4 separate regions of the Mus musculus genome follow, and regions 1, 2 and 4 are each linked to region 3. Evidence: chromatin loops called from intact Hi-C (ENCODE). Cell type or tissue: left cerebral cortex. All regions are shown on one strand. Region 1 overlaps Rai2 (retinoic acid induced 2). Region 2 has its middle 82 kb from the start of Rai2. Region 3 overlaps Rai2 (retinoic acid induced 2). Region 4 has its middle 54 kb from the start of Gm36049.

Region 1 (4,000 bases), 58 kb before region 3:
ATGGTAGGTGAGTTTTAATGCTTTGTTATTTCTCAAATACTAAATAAATATGAGGAGGGGGTTTGCTATGCAATTCCTTGGACCTCCTTCCAACCAGACGACAGCCTCTAGACCTTAGCAATTCCAGAACCACCAAAGAGTCAGGATTTGAATGCATAAAATGAGGGGCTTTGGACTGCTGCCTCTCTGATCAGAATGTGAGGAGTACCTCAGAGAATGAGGCTCTCTATGAGGGGAAAGATGGCTAATTGCTCTTTTCCCATGCATAAAAGCCTGTGTGGGCTTCTGAATTAGGCTTGATTTGGGGATCAGAGTGCCATCCTTGCTGTAGAGTTGGAAGCTCTTTGTCTTTGGAGAATGCCTCTGATTGCTACGTCTCCCTCCCACCAGATCATCTGCCTGGGCACCCATCATCCCATTCGTTTTCGTTCTGCACTCATGGCCTCTCTTCTGTGACTCACAATTTGTCTACTGCTCTCCTCTGTCTTCTGATGGCAGCTGGTGAGAAGGCCATTTTGGCAGCCACGTTAGTCCTTCTGGATGTCACACATGACCCTCCTCTTTCTTGCCAAGAACACACAAAAACACATATGCATGCACAGGCACAGGCATAGACACAGGCACATGTAATTTGATCATGTTTCTGTTTCTGTATCTGATTCACCAAATTAGATTGCTAACGCACAATTGTTATTGGAAGATGTGCTTGGCTTTGGTGATTTTCTATCACAGCCCCTGCCTTGAACAAATCAGAACAGTTAAGGTGGAGGTAGCTCAACCAGCAGCTGCCTAGAGCAATACTGGTTGTACTTAGTGGTTTCCCCACATCTGTGGGACTGCAGCTGAGATATATGCTTGATCTGTTTTAGTTTGTTTGGGCTACTGTTACCAAACTGGCTAAACTACATGTCTTTGAGCAATGGAAATTTATCACAGTTCCAGAGACTGTGAGATCCAGGATCAGTTTGCTATCAAACTCAGCATCTGGTGAAGGCCTTTAAAATTCATAGACAGTGACTTCTCACTGTTCTCTCCCGTGGTAAAAGGCCCAAGTAAATTCTCTGGACATTTCTGTTTCTGTTGCTGTCTGTCTGTCTGTCTGTCTGTCTGTCTGTCTGTCTGTCATCTCTGGAGCGAGAGACTGAATATCAGGGCCTTGTGCATATGAGGGAACTGTTCTACCACTGATGTACCTCTCTTCGCCTCTGAGGTCCCTTTATAAAGGCACTAATTCCCGTTGATGAGGGTTCCGCTCTCATGACCTAATCATTTCTTGGATGTCCCCACCTCTTAATGCCATTACCTAGTGAATTAAGATTTTAACAAATGAATTTTAGGGGTGGCACATCAATCTTCAGATCATGCAGCTTTACTGGGCATTTCTTAAATGCCCATTGGAATCTCCACTGGGCTTCCAGAACATCCCAGTCTTCATAGTTTCCATTTCTATTGTTATCATCAGCTTTAAGAATTCCAAACATATGAGAATTTCAGAGCACACCTTTTCCATGCCTGTCACCCTCCCCTCCCCACAGCTTTTCAGCCTTTCAGCTCAGCACTAATAGAATTTCTTAATGGTCATATTCTATATGAGTACTGTAGCATGCAAAAGCCATTGGTCCAATGGCTATGGAATGCTTGAGAGGCAGCTTGTCCCAAATTAGGTATGCTGTAAGTGCAATCTATCACTGGATTTCTGAGAGTACAAAAAGAATGCAAAATAGTTCATCTGGTGTTTGAAATATTGTGATGTGGTGAAATTATATTTTGGATATATTGGTCAAGAGACATAGGATTAAAATTAATATTGCTTGTTTCTTTTAATTTTGAATGCGACTACTAGCATATTCTAGAGTGCTCATCTATTTCTGTCAGACACCAGTGCCCTGGAGCATACTACCCACCAATGTTGTGATGTCATGGTACCTGCAAATATGCTAGAGAGTGGGGAGTTAAATACCTCTGTCTCTATGACAGATGGGAGGTCTTGTGCTGACTCAGTATGCACAATGGCTGACATTAGAAGATCGTGATTTTTCAGTAACTAAGGAGCCATTTGGGGAGTTCCCCACCAGGCATGCCTGTGATTCTGTTCTGAGAATCGTCATGGACTGCAAAAACCCACTGCAGAATTCAAGGCAGGGTAGGAGCCTAAAGGTTAGACTACTAGCTTGAACAAAATGGCTTCTTCCTTTTCTTTTGCTCTTGCTTCTCCAGAACACCCAGCCTATGCGCGCATTCTTTGGAGAATTAACTCCTGCCTAGACCGCTGACTTCTTTCACACCTGCCCTAGTAACAGCTTAAAGTCTTTCTCAGGGCTTTGTGCTTGGAGAAGAATGTGCCAAGTAGATAGGCTCATGCTAAGAGTGGGTTGTTTTGAGCTGGGGCCATCCTTAAAGAAGAAAAGAAGATTCACACTCAGTCATTTTCTGACAGCTTCATGTGAGCAACAACAAAGATACAGTTTCTGTAAGGAACACAGAGTGATGTCAAAGAAACCCAATATCGCTCGCCCTGATGATACCACAAATAAGGCTACCTGAGGAAACCCTGAGAGTGGGAGAAGGGGTTTCAGCTGGCACTGTGGGATCATCTCAGCCATGCCCATGCATTCCTGGGCCCTTCCCCGGGTGCTAGGCAAGGCTTGAATAGATGGGAGAGGGATGGAAGAATGAACTTGGGACCCTGGTGATTTATAGGTCGGGCGCCTGTGGCTCTGGCTCCTGAGGGCGCTGCCCCCGCAGGGAACCCTTGGCTGACCTCCTCAGGCTCCTCGGAAGGAGCTGCTTTTGTTTCCCATGGCAGAAGCAGACTGTTTACTGGAGCGCAGGAAGAATCCGACATTCTGGCGAAAAATAATTCATTAACAGCCAGGGTATTACCAGTTCCCTGGAAAAGCTTCTCCAGCTGCACTAGAGCAACTGTTCTTTTTCAGCAACAGAGCAAGCCTTGCTGGCAGCCAAGACTGGGTGTGTTGGGGGCGGGTTTTTTTTGTTGCTGTTGTTGTGAATATTATTTTTGCCTTTGTATGTATGGCCACTTTTGCCGTATAATTCTAAGAAAGAAACAGAGGTCTGGGAGAGTCCAAATGACGCATGTGTCAGGCTGCCTATCTTCACAGATTCAATCCAACAAATCTAAGCTGACTTGAAGAGCATAGGCTCACTCCCCTCCCCCACAATCTTTCCCCACTTCCCAAGCTGGGGGTACCGCAGATCCACATAGAATGTTCCACCACCACCACCACCACCACCACCACAACCACAACAACAACAATAACAAAAATCCAAAAATCCCAGGGAATCACGGCATTTGCTCTTACAATTCTTTGAAAACAAATTGACTGAAAGATCCTCTTCCCACCTTCCCAGCACCACATACACCAGGCAGAACTCTCTATCTTGGCTCTGTGGAATTATTTTGTGTGTAATTCACCATCCCAGTTTTGAGGGCCTTTGGACAGCCAGGCAGGCATAACCAAAAGAATGGGCTGCGTGTTCTGTTCACTAAAGAATGACCGAATCTATATGAAGAAAATGAAATGATTCCAGAAGCTTATTATATTCCTCAAAAAAAAAATCTGCTTTTAGGGAAGGGTTTTGTCTATTTGTTTGTTTTTGATGCTCATGCTCAGAAGGGTATACCCAGCTAGCAAAAAATAAAAAGGGGAGAGAGAGAGAGAGAGAGAGAGAGAAAGAGAGAGAGAGAGAGAGAGAGAGAGAGAGAGAGAGAGAGAATGGCATTTTCTTGTTTTAAACAAAACAACCCCAATTGCAGTTTAAGTGAGACACAATATATTGATTTTGGTTTTACGTGGAACATAACTAGACAGTCATTTTATTTTATGAGATATTAATTTCCATCTGTTTAGACTGGTGAAATAGGTATTTTAAATACCCCCATTGTCCTGGCATTTCTTTACTGTTCCAAGATACTGGCTAAGAATCTTTTTTATGTATGTGGAACACATGTAAAAACAAGCCTTAAATTTGGAAGAAA
Region 2 (4,000 bases), 150 kb before region 3:
GCTTTTGTTGTCTCATTTCTTGTGGTAATTGTATTTCTTTTCTCTATGAAATGAGGTGGATTAATCATCCCCATTGTTGGTAAACTACAGGGAACTTGACCTAGCATCTTGGAGGAGGCAGCATGTGCTGGGAGAGATAGTACCACTGAGTACTAACTCAGCCATAAGTGTACGGTTCGGATGCAGTGCATCACTCCATGCAGATTTAATAGAAGGAGTAAGAAACCAAGTTTGCTCTTTAAGCTTGAGCCATTCAGTAAAGATGGGTTTTCATACTGGTCTCAGAAGGCTAATTTGTCACTCCGGAGAGCAATTTCACATTAATGCAATGTCAGGGCTGCTGGGGATCGGCTGGACCACCTTTGGAAGAGGTTAAATTACCTTTTAATCAGCATGGAAAAGAATAAGTGCTTCTGTTTCATCATGGGGTTGCAGCCTTGCTGATCTGACATCTTATAAAAAACCACGGTAACTCTAACAATACCCATGGAACTTGGCCTGTTTCAACACCAGGGAGGCAAAAACAGGGAAAGAAGGATTGCAGCGGCTGTTATCCAAACTGGCATAATTGATGCGCGTGCAGTGGGTTAGAGCTAATGGTCTGTGTTTAATTATGGAGGCAGTGACACAAGGCCTCAAGGATGATCAGGCACTAACCAGATGATGTACCATTTCTCACTTATAAGCTCCTCGAGTGACTGGAAAGAGTCAGAACAATGACAGGGTGGTCTCATTTCCACATTTCTCCAGGGATTTGGGCCTAGACACCAAAAAGCACAGGGCTGCTTACAAGATATATCCAAACTCAGCAAGGTCTGTGGAGGAACAGTTCTAGACAGACCCTAGAAAAATATTTTGGAATCTATTGCTGTAGGAATCTATTTCTCCATTTAAGTTGCGATGTTTTATATTAACATGTCCCCAAATTTGCCAGTTGTGTGGTAAATATGTAGCTTTTCATCCTGTTGCATTCTGTGAAACAAAAATAAATAAAGAAATAATCTTATGTCTACTATCTCAATGATATCACATCATTCTCAACTTACAGCAATAGATCCTTCAGGTTCCAGCTGTATACATGGCTGCCCAGCTAGGTACTACATTTCCCAGCCTTCATGGCAACAACGAGAGACCATGTGGGTAAGTCAACCAATAAAAAGGCATCAGAAGTGACATTCCTAATGGCTGATTCCTGCTCTTAAAGGAAACTACTCCGCTGTTTGTTTTTCTGCCTAGTGGATAAGAATGGTAGGTGGTGGTTGAACTTCAATCTTCAAGACAAGTAAGACACCCTATAAGATAATATGACAATAACAAAGAAAGAAGCTGGGTCCTTAGATCACTTCCCAGAAGAAGATTATTTTACTCCCATCAACAGCCTGCAGTCACGGCCTTATTCCCAACCAGAGCTTCTATGTTTACTGAGCTACCGTTATTTCTGTCTTTGTTAAGATGAATTGTTAGTTACCACAATAAAGCACTTCCAGTTTGCAAATACTTTCATATTTTCCTCACTCAGCTGTACAAGAGAAGCTAGAGCATCTACTCACGTGGCATATATATCTATGATGATTAAAAAAAAATGCCCACACCTTAAATCCAAGTTGTTGGACTCCTTGTATTCCTTTCACTATAATGTTGCTTTTCCCACTTTGGAAGCCTCAAGACACAATCTGATTGATAGAAGAAGGAAATTCCACTCATTGAAATTCATAGCTCCTGCAGTTCTGATTGCTTAAACATCCGATCTCCATCCAGCTCTTCTCTCCTGCTTTCCATCTCCCACAGGCCTCCAAAAACAACAAGAAGAGAAGCTCCATAAAGCAGTTTTCTGTAAAAAGAAAAAGGAAGGTTGATGGCGTGGCTTAAAATAAGAAGCGTCTGTGTTGGGGAGGGAGTGTGTGTGCAGCGGGAGGAGTATTTTATCAATGACACTGTTTAGAATTGCCAGAACATTGTGGTAGTAAAAAGCAGAGCAACTTTTAGTCAGTTTTATTATTGTTTTTAAATTGTACAAGGAGATGGGCCCCTTATTGCCTTTCCCCCCTTTTGCCTGCACCCTCATTATGCAACATAATACTTAAGAAGGAAAGGAAAAAATAACACTATGTACAATTTGGCTACCTTTTTGCCTTGTTCTCTTTGCTATGTATACATGTTCCATTTAAGAGCTTCTGTAAAGAAGAGGAAAGCTTGCGGGCTTCCTTGGGTTATTCCTTCCCTCTTATCTCCATAGTTACATAGAGTCTCTCTCTCTCTCTCTCTCTCTCTCTCTCTCTCTCTCTCTCTCTGTCTGTGTGTGTGTGTGTGTGTGTGTAAAATCTGGCATCTTGCCCAACTCAAATTGATTATAAAGGTTGGGAGGGACAGTTGAGATCTGCAGTGCGATTCCCGGGAACTTGGCTGTTTGGAAAGATAGCGGTGACAGCTGAGATAGCCTGCAGATGGGAAGGCAAGGCTGGGGATTCCGGTTCTTATTACAGAGCTCCCGAATGACTCACTCCTCTGGTTCCTCCTTGGAGGAACACGGAAGATGAGTGCCTGGAGGAAATCAGCGAAAATGTTCTCTCCCCGCAAGGCTTTTAGCAGGGCTGCCCTATTAAATACAGGGTACTGGTTACGTTTACCTTTCAGAATAACAAACAGCAAATGCATTTCAGGGTATGTCCTCAAATATGGCATGGGATAAACTTAATACTAAAAATCTGGATGCCAAGTTGGTTTTTATATAAACATGGCAGTATGTGTGCATGTGTCTGTGTGTGTGTAAAAACATAGCTCATGACATATTTAGAAATACTTCAATGTTATACATTGTTAATCTGAAACAAATTTTCACAGGGAAACTTGTATTTTTGTGTTTGTTGCTTTGCTAAAACTGGAAGCTCTACTTAGATCACTAGAGTCAGGCTTTAAGAAATGGTCTCTTAAAATTCAGGAGCAGGCAGTCTTGCTTTTTCTCCCAAAGACCTTGGACAAAAACATTGCACTGGAAAATGATGATTGATCACCAAGCTGACTGAGCAAACTCAAGCAAAGTCCTTCTCATTGTTCCTTCCCTTCCTAGAAGAAGGGCATTCAATGGATGCTATCAGGAGGAAATGACTCTTCACTACAGCTCTGTGTTCTTCCTGTGTGACTCACATTTACCTGGAACTGGTATCCTCCTGACATCAGACAGCCTGGAAGTGTCCAGAAAAAGGAAAAGGCAAGTCACATGGACAATTTTGGGATCTTAGTAGCCACATAGTAGTTGAAAGAAACAGCTGGATCAGACTTTAATAATCTTCTTTATTCAAACAATTATATTAAAATATTGTCATTTCAGTGCATAGTCATATTAAATTATTAATATGATGACTTACATTATTTAGTAGGAAATCTCCAAAATGTGATACTGATTTAGATGATTTTGTGAGAAATCTTCAAAATGTGATGCTTATTCTTATAAGCACATCTGAATTTGGGACAAACAACATCTAAGTACCAAATAAGCACAAGGGGCTTGATAGCTACCATATTGACAACACAGGATGAAGCCAAAGAGATAAACAGAAAAAAATAGCAAATAAAATTTAGAAAGATAAAATAAAAAAATGGCAGATCAAAGTTTTATTTAAAAAACGAACACACATTTATTCTTATTCTTAATGGAATATGTGTTTGTGAATTTTTCTGCTCACTAAAATTTATTTGTAACCCCAAAGTTATGTGATTATCTCTGGGAATACAAATGCGCAGAACTGTAAAGAGTTGGATTATGAATTATATCCTTCAGGAATATGTCCATGACTATTTTAATTAGTATGATGGTTAATCTTGGTTGCCAACTTGACTAGATATAGAATTAACTAAGATACAGAGCTCCAGGTGAGTCTGAAAGCATTTCCATAAATGGGTAACTGAAGGAGAAGACCCCTCCCTAAAACTGAACAACACCTTCTGGTAGTAGCCCAGATATAAAGAAATGTGAGAAAAAGCAAGAACGTACTTGCCTGCC
Region 3 (4,000 bases):
CTGTGCTTCAGGGTTATGATATCAACAGCCAAGGAGAAGAGTCCCTGGGAAACGCCGAGCCCCTTAGGAAACCCATCAAAAACCGGAGCATAAAGTTAAAGAAAGTGAACTCCCAGGAAATACACATGCTTCCAATTAAAAAACAACGGCTGGCCACCTTTTTCCCAAGAAAGTAAATAAGAGCTTTAAAACGTTTTTATGATTAAGACGTGGGGAAAGGTGCATTGTTTTTTTTTTTTTTTTAAAGGCACTAAGACAAATTATCTTTGTTAATTATTTTGGGGTATAGGTGGGAGCAGAAAGGCAAATTAGCTAGTATCATTTTCTTTTTTAATTTTTGACTTTTCACAAATGAGTAAATAAGAGCAACCTATTTTTCAAGCAGATTGCACATTTTTTTGCAGCTTTAATGGAATATTGGGTGAATCAGAGGGGTAAGAGCTATTTTCATTGCCACAAAGTGCTTTGATGATGTAATACCTAATAAAGGGTAGGATGAATATTTCACAATAAATGTTTGTTTGCACTAATTGGTTGCAGTATTCTGTCATTTGTAAAATTTACATTTCTCAACTGGCGTGGTTGGCCTACACTTTTGCTTGTAAAGAGCTCTAATTTATTACTATTTAGAAACCTAAGCTCTTCAGGCATGTTGGGAAATACTGCCTTGTGCCTCAGAGAAGGAGGATTCAGAGTATGTATGGTCTCTAACAAATCACTTTTCCCTCTGGGCCTTGTTTGGGTTTTTGTTGTTGCTGCTGCTGCCTTTTTTTTCTTCTTCTTCTTCTAATGTGGCAAAGGACCAGGGAGGGGGCAGAGAGGTGAGTCTCAAGTACTCAAGGGTCACTCAGTTCTTGAGTGTGTTGAGTTTTCTTCTTGGATGTCCTATGCAAAAAAAAAAAAAAAGAAAGAAAGAAAGAAAAGAAAAAAGAAAAAAAAAGACTGTGAAAGAAAAAAAGTGCTTTTGCTTGGCATGGTGGCCCTTGCCTGGGGTCTGGAGGCTGAGGAGAGAGGGTAGTAAGCTAAAGACCAGCCTGTGCTTCAACGCAGGGTAAATACATAAATAAATAAATAAAAACAAAGCAAAAGTACCCCACTTCTCTCCCTGGACCTCAGAGTGTAGCTGGGAATGGCTGCCCTTTGGCAAGGCAATAAGGGACATTGTTCTTAATGGTATGAAAAATCTTGTGAGTCAAATGTTGTTGCAGGCCACTCAGAGACAGAGGGACGTCAACTTCATATGAATTTAGACCACAAGAAAGTCAGTCTTTGTTAGATTAGCTCAGTGGTTCTCAAATGAGGGTGATTATGTGTTGCCTCTCCACCCCACCCCCACCCGCAACCAGGGGACATCTGGCAATGTCTGGCAATGCTTAAAGATGATTTGGGCTGTCACAACTGGGGGAGGGGCTTCCTACCATCATCTAGGAGGTGGACTAGGGACACTGCTACTGCTGAACATCACATCGTATGATGCACAAAAGCACAAGATAGCCCCGCCCCCAACAAAGAATGGCCTGAGCAACAGGGACAGCCATGTTGAGGCTGAGAAGTCCTAGCTAAGCCACTTCTTGATAGATGGAAGCGATGCACTTGAAAGGAGAGAACAGTGTGTTGCTCTTCTGTGACAGCATAAAGCCACCCACACAAATGAGGAACTGTGAGCAAGTGTCTAAAATAAGCCTGCTAGGTGGCACATCACACTTGTGTCTGAAACTGTGCTGGCGAGAGACTGATTAGAGCATGCCTGCTTTAAAACTTAAAGCTCTTTCTTTCACTTCTTGCAATTAGTATGTATCCAGCTGTTACTGCGAACATGAACAGGAGGAAAAACAGTTGTAAGACTGTTCTTTTATTACCAATTCCTCTGTGGATAGGGTTACCGTTTTAGCTGGTCCTGTATCATACAACCAGCATGCATTTTTCTCTTCTCTGCACTTTTTTTTTCTGTGCCATTAACATTTCTCTTTTTTCATAGTGTGACCAAATAGCTGTTTCTCAACTGACTGGGTAGTCTCATTCTAAATCAGCCAGATGCCATCTTTTCAGGATCTACATGGTACAGCTACGACCCCCCCAACCCCCCCCCCCCCCCTGTTCTTCTCCCCTGTGTGAATTTCTGGCCATGTTTCCTAAGCACAGTATGCATTAGAGTTTCAAATCAATGGAAGTTTGCATAAGGACCAGTGTTGTCCATTTGCTTGCTATCATTTTTACCTAGGATTTGGGTAGATTCTCTTGCCATGCAGTACCACATAGACTTTCTCTCCCAGCCAGGAGATTTGTGCTCACAACAGATTTGAAACCTTTATCTAGATTTTGGAAACAGAGCTTACAATTTGCCGCTGTTAGAAGCAAGTCCATAAATCAATAGACATACAAGTAGAAAAGAAGGCGTTTGTAAACTGCAATTGCCTTAAACCCCTCAAAGCACACACTTCTATTGGTTGTAAGGGCATTTCCCTTCTGTCTCCAGCTAGGAGCTTTGCTTTGGTGAGGAAGGGCAACTCCATCTCTAGGTGTTGAGTCAATGGGAGCTGTGGTAAGATTCCTGGAACAGGCCTTCCTCAACTGAACCACAATGGGTATGTGGTCCTTGCTAGTCATTTCTTGGGGGTGAGCAAAGGTGGGAGAAGTGTGTGTTATTATGGCTGCTTTGTGTGCATTGGAAGACTTGTCCATTGAGATTTGTGCACAGAATGCTTATTGTCCTATGCTACTAAGGTAGAGAAGCTCTTTACCTCTTTTTTTTCTTCCCAGCCTTTAGTGGAAACTGGAACTCAGTACATTTTGTTACCTGCTGGCCAGGGGATCAGGAAAACAAGAAGGGACTATAGTTGTGCCCAGAGTAAGCCCAATGATTTAATTCAACATCCCTTCCCAAGCCAGAAGTTTGCAAATTTTCACATCAGCCTTTAGGGATAGCAGCCTGGAATTCTGGTTCCTTGTCTGAGAAATATGATCTACATGGGGCTCACCAAGTCGGACAGCAGCAAACTCTCCAGCCACATCGCTTTTTTTTTTCTGCTCAGTTCAGCTGTATAGTCAATGTTATGTGTGCACTCCTCACTACTGTATCCAGGTAACCTGCTTTCAGGGTTCAGCCATGAAAGATTTCCACCAGCTTTCCTCACTGACTTCATTTTCCATCTCTTCTCACAAATATTTTGGAACTAGCAGAAAGATCAGCTTTTTTAGTTTTTTTTGGGGGGGGGTTGTGGTTTGTAAGAAAGAAAGAAAAGAAAGAAAGAAAGAAAGAAAGAAAGAAAGAAAGAAAGAAAGAAAGAAAGAAAACATGATTAGTTGTTCTTGGGAATATTTGTTAATACTTGTAAAGAAGGATTCAGCTGGTTTCAGTTCAGACCTGATTTTTTTTTTTTTAAGGAAAATCACAAAGGTCCTTATTTGGGGACAGAAATCTCCTTGTAAGGCAAACCTTCATTTATGGAAAGGAAGGAGGCACGAGGGATTATGATCTGGTCAGGTTACACTTACTATCTCACCCGAGGAAGTCCTTGGCAATAAATAGAAAAAGTCTGAACTGTGGTCAAAAGGTTTTGTTAGGACTTACAGGCAAAACTATCAGAGTTTAAGTATGAAAATAAAAGTCTGCCGTGCAAAGAACTTCAACGCGAAATGGGGAGGGGGCCAGAAAGGGGAGGAGAAGGAGGGAAGGTGGAAAGGAAGGGAAGAAGAGGAGAGAGAAAGGAGAGAGCATGTTAGTATGCTCATCATCTTCATAAACCACATAATTAATAGAACAGCAGGAATTGATTTCGACTTCATTTTATAAGAGAGGAAATTGAGGCTCGGAAGAGTTTTCTGCTTTCAGTTTTTAAGCATCAACAACTCAAAAATATGTACTTTGGGTTATTCTTAAATATTGGGTCTTAAACCCAATGAACCCACAGGAATTTGGACTCTTTGGGGCAAAACCCAGTATGAATTAGTGATGATTCCGAATTACAGATTCTTTTTCAATCATTCTAGAGACGATTCC
Region 4 (4,000 bases), 370 kb before region 3:
GAGTCTCAAGTTGGGCTAGTTATTGGTTGGCCATTCCCTCAATCATTCCCTCTGCTCCATCTTTATTCCTGCACATCTTGTAGACAGGTCAAATTTAAGGTAGAAGGTTTTGTGAGTGGGCTGATGTCTCCCTCCCTCCACTAGAAGTCCTGCCTGGCTACAGGAGTTGGATACCTCAGACTCTATATCCCCCTGCTGCTAGTAGTCTCAACTGGGGTCACCACACTATCCAGGAGCCTCCCCTGTCCCAGGTCTCTATCTTGACTCAGTTGTAGGGTTGGTAAAGATCTTTTCCCATTCTATAGGCTGCCATTTTCCCTATTGTCTGTTTCCTTTGCAGTTTCATGGGGTCCCATTTTTCAGTTGTAGAACTTAGTGCCTTAGATATTCAGTTTGATTCTGTTGAACAACCTGTCTATTTTAATGCCAATACCATGTGGTTTTTAGTACTACTGCTCTGTAATACAGCTTGAAAGCAGGGATGGTGATACCTTCCAAAGTTCTTTTATTGTAAAGGGTGTTGTTTCCCTATTTTCCTTTGCTGTCACTTTTTCTGCAGTGTTGACTATGCAGCTACCAATAAAGTGGTTTTGAGGAGTCTTATGTCTTAAAAATATTCCAACTTCTAAGTTGTTTTACAGACAGGACTGGTAATGAGAGACAATGAGTTTGGAAGTCACCTAGGCCTGTCTGGCTATCTGAGTCAGTCCTTAATGCACAGAGACTCTCCAAAGTCTGACATAAACATGCTCTACTTTACAAATAATCAAGGCAGAATTTCCCTCTAGCAGCAATGTAGTCAAGTTACAAATGACTAGAACATTCCAGTTATTTTATTCTTGATTATAAACATAAACCCTTTTTATTTCAGAAAACATGGGGAATACACTGAAAAGAACAAAAGAGAAACCAGAAGCTGCCCATAATTTTGCTACGGAGACTGCTATTAACCTTTCTTCATTGCTTTCCTCCATACATTCACTATAAAATTAGGATGTGAAGTATACATTTTTATAGCCTTCTTTCCCCATTATGTTCTGAACATTTTCTCATACGGACATATGTTCCTTGAAAATAGATTCTTTCATGGATACTTATGACTTTATTAAATAAATGTGCTTCCACTTAGCCATCTCTCTGGCTATTCCCACTAGAGGACTATTATAGTCAGAGCTGGGCAGACAATCCAGGTGCATTCATCATTATGTACTCATTGGCATTATGGATCAAGATAATTCTTAGTATACTCAGGAGAAGTTTATAATTATTTTCAAAGGTAATTGATCCAAACTGACAAATTACTTGCTAGGAAACATTACCACTTGAAGAATGTACTGAAATTGTTCACCTCACCAAATATGGTAGGATTGAGTCTAAATATTATTTACCAAAATAAAAAGTAAAGCAAATTTCTTGTATTAACTTACATCTCTCTATTAGTTGAAAGCTGAACATGCTTTCATGCATGGGTTTATAAATTATTTGCAGTTGTATTTCACAGCTATGTATTATGGTTCTATCTTTCTCTTTTGTGATTCTTTTTTCTTAAACTGGTGTGTTGGTGCTTTGCCTGAACATATGGTTGTTCATCCCATGTGTGGCTGGTACCCATGGAAACTAGAAGAGAGTGCTGGACCAGAGTTATAGACAGTTGTGAGTCATTGTGTGGGTGCTGAGAATAAAAAAATAAATCCACAGGAATAGCAAATAGTACTTTTAACCAGCAAGCCATCTTTTCAGCTTATTTTGTGGTTGTTTTAAGAAAATGTGGTTCGTTTACACAATGGAATACTATTTAGCTATTAAAAATGAGGACATCAGGAATTTTGCAGGCAAATGAATGGAACTAGAAAATCTCATTCTGAGTGAGGTAACCAAAACCCAAAAGTACATGAATGGTATGTACTCATGGATATTAGTCAAAAAGTACAGAATATCTGTGATACAAACCAAGAGACTGTAAGAAGTTTAATAAGAATGAAGGCCCAAGTGAGGATGCTTCAATCCCACTTAGAAGAGGGAGCAAAATAATTATGGGCTGCAAAGGCAGGAAGTCACCTGAATGGGAGAGGAAGAGGAAGGGGAAAGAGGGGGCAGGAGTATGTATGGGGGGAAACAGGAGAGAAGCCCAGAGAGGGGTCAGGAGAATGAATGGAAATATGCAGTTGTGGGAGTGGGGGCAGAGGGAACCTCTACAAAGTCCTAGAGACCTGGACCCAATGGGGGTAGTCTTAGCTGAAATGCTTAACAGTGAGGAGATGGAACCTGAAGAGACAACCTCCAGTAGATACACAGGGCATCCAGTGGATGAATGAAGTCACAAAACTGCCTTCAAAATTTTTGACCCAGAATTGTTCCTGACTAAAATAATATAGGGATAAAAATGGAGCAGAGCCATCCAGAGACCTCTCCACCTTGGGATCCATCCCATCTGCAGACACCAAACTCCAACACTATTGCTAATGCCCAAGATGTGCTTGCAAACAGGAGCCTGGTATGGTTGTCCCCCAAAAGACTGCCAGCACCTGACTAATACAGATGCAGATACTCACAGTCAATCATTGGACTAAAGTCAGGACCCCTATTGAAGAGTTAGGGGAAGGATTGAAGGAGCTGAAGAGCCAGGCAACCCCATAGGAAGACCAAGAGTGTCAAGTAACCTGGACTCCTGGGAGCTTCCAGAGACTAAACCACCAACCAAAAGAGTATACATTGGCCTGAGGCCCCAGGCACATACGAAGCAGAGGTCTGCCTCTCTTATTGGGAGAGGATGTGCCTAATCCTGTAGAGACTTGATGCCTAGGGAAGGGGGATGTGGGGGTGGGGTTGATCCGGGGATGAGTGAGTGGGTGAGGGGAGTGGGAAGGTGGTGGGGTGTGGAGAGCACCCTCTCAGAGGCAAAAGGGAGGGGAGTTGTGTGAAGAACTCTTGGAGGGGGATCCTGAAGGGGGCCAACATTTAGAATGTAAATTAATGAAACAAAGAAACAAAAAAGTCTCATTATGTATCCAAGGCTAGTCTCAAACTTGCAATTCATTTGCTTCAGCCTTCAGGAATATATGTACCATTATATTTAGCTATTATTGATATTAAGTACTTGTAAAGATATTGATCTGCAAAGTATTTAGATGGAGAACAGTAAACATGATCTTTTGTTGAAGGCCAGACATGATGTAGAAGATAAAAAGCAAACAAAAACAATAACAACAAACAAAAACAAAAAACCTGCTGAGGTCATTAGTATGAAGCATTATGTTTATGTGACTACTATTTATTAGGGCCACACATTTTAAAGGTTTCAATAGTCTCTTGTGTGCTTGTTTTTGTTTCCCCTTTGTCCTTGGGTTTCTTTAGAGACTTCTGAAAACCAAGCTCAAGACATGCATGCTTCCCATGGGCTAAGCCTCTGAAGCTGTAAGCAAGTCCCCAACTAAATGCTTTCTTTTCAAGAGTTGCCTTGGTCATTGTGCCTCTTCACAGCAATAGAAGAGTGAGTAGGATGAGAGCACTCACTTCTGTATAGAGTTTGAACTAGATCCCTAAGAGTTCCAACTTTCCCATGGTCTGATCCTGGTTACTTTGACCAGAATATTCCTTTCTAAGGCAAGAACCAGAACTTTCCCACTTTGGTTGCTTTCCATAGAGCCGATAAACATGAATATGCAAATAATAATCTAATTCTATCCAATGGCAGGTGGCAGATGGAGACTAAACATCCAGATGTTTAATTCTTCTCATTAATTAAAACTTATTATAAGAGTGTGAATTTTTGGAGGACACTGGCTAAGTTAACCCACGGCATGGCATTTCAGATACCACTGAAGAGAATTTGAAGATCTTTGCCTTTAAAAATGCCAACAGCAGCACTCTATTTACACATTTTCAGTGGGAAGTGGCAGGTTTTAATTTTAGCTGTATGCCACCTTCTCAATTGTTCCCCGAACGGAGTAGCAATGTTGAGCAAATTATACAGGAAAAAAAAAAAACATAATAAACCCCA

What was found. Peaks named below come from ENCODE experiments on the same cell type or tissue, not always from the same donor. Only the 100,000 strongest peaks of a DNase experiment are listed, where the experiment ranks them.
Region 1: a loop joins it to region 3, with 6 times the contacts of the local background. A loop is called at or near these places in 10 of 42 quality-filtered maps.
Region 2: a loop joins it to region 3, with 8 times the contacts of the local background. A loop is called at or near these places in 2 of 42 quality-filtered maps.
Region 4: it touches region 3 in a loop (12-fold over the local background); 3 of 42 quality-filtered maps call a loop at or near these places.

The regions. Positions count from the first base shown.
Region 1 is chrX:161,720,830-161,724,829 of GRCm38, forward strand. The region is part of intron 1 of Rai2 (retinoic acid induced 2); the gene reads left to right. Among named protein-coding and RNA genes, the nearest start is that of Rai2, 5.8 kb to the left of the region's middle. In left cerebral cortex, no CTCF peak of the experiment used is centred here; DNase peaks (open chromatin) are centred at 378, 2,236 and 2,961; H3K27ac peaks cover 471 bases.
Region 2 is chrX:161,633,430-161,637,429 of GRCm38, forward strand. No RefSeq gene overlaps it. Among named protein-coding and RNA genes, the nearest start is that of Rai2, 82 kb to the right of the region's middle. In left cerebral cortex, no CTCF peak of the experiment used is centred here; DNase peaks (open chromatin) are centred at 1,153, 1,898, 2,459 and 3,056; H3K27ac peaks cover 229 bases.
Region 3 is chrX:161,778,967-161,782,966 of GRCm38, forward strand. Rai2 (retinoic acid induced 2) reads left to right here. Exons shown (of 2, transcript NM_001103367.1): 2 at 1-528. The coding sequence ends at 176. Among named protein-coding and RNA genes, the nearest start is that of Scml1, 51 kb to the right of the region's middle. In left cerebral cortex, no CTCF peak of the experiment used is centred here; a DNase peak (open chromatin) is centred at 1,673.
Region 4 is chrX:161,409,726-161,413,725 of GRCm38, forward strand. No RefSeq gene overlaps it. Among named protein-coding and RNA genes, the nearest start is that of Gm36049, 54 kb to the left of the region's middle. In left cerebral cortex, no CTCF peak of the experiment used is centred here; DNase peaks (open chromatin) are centred at 1,620 and 3,919.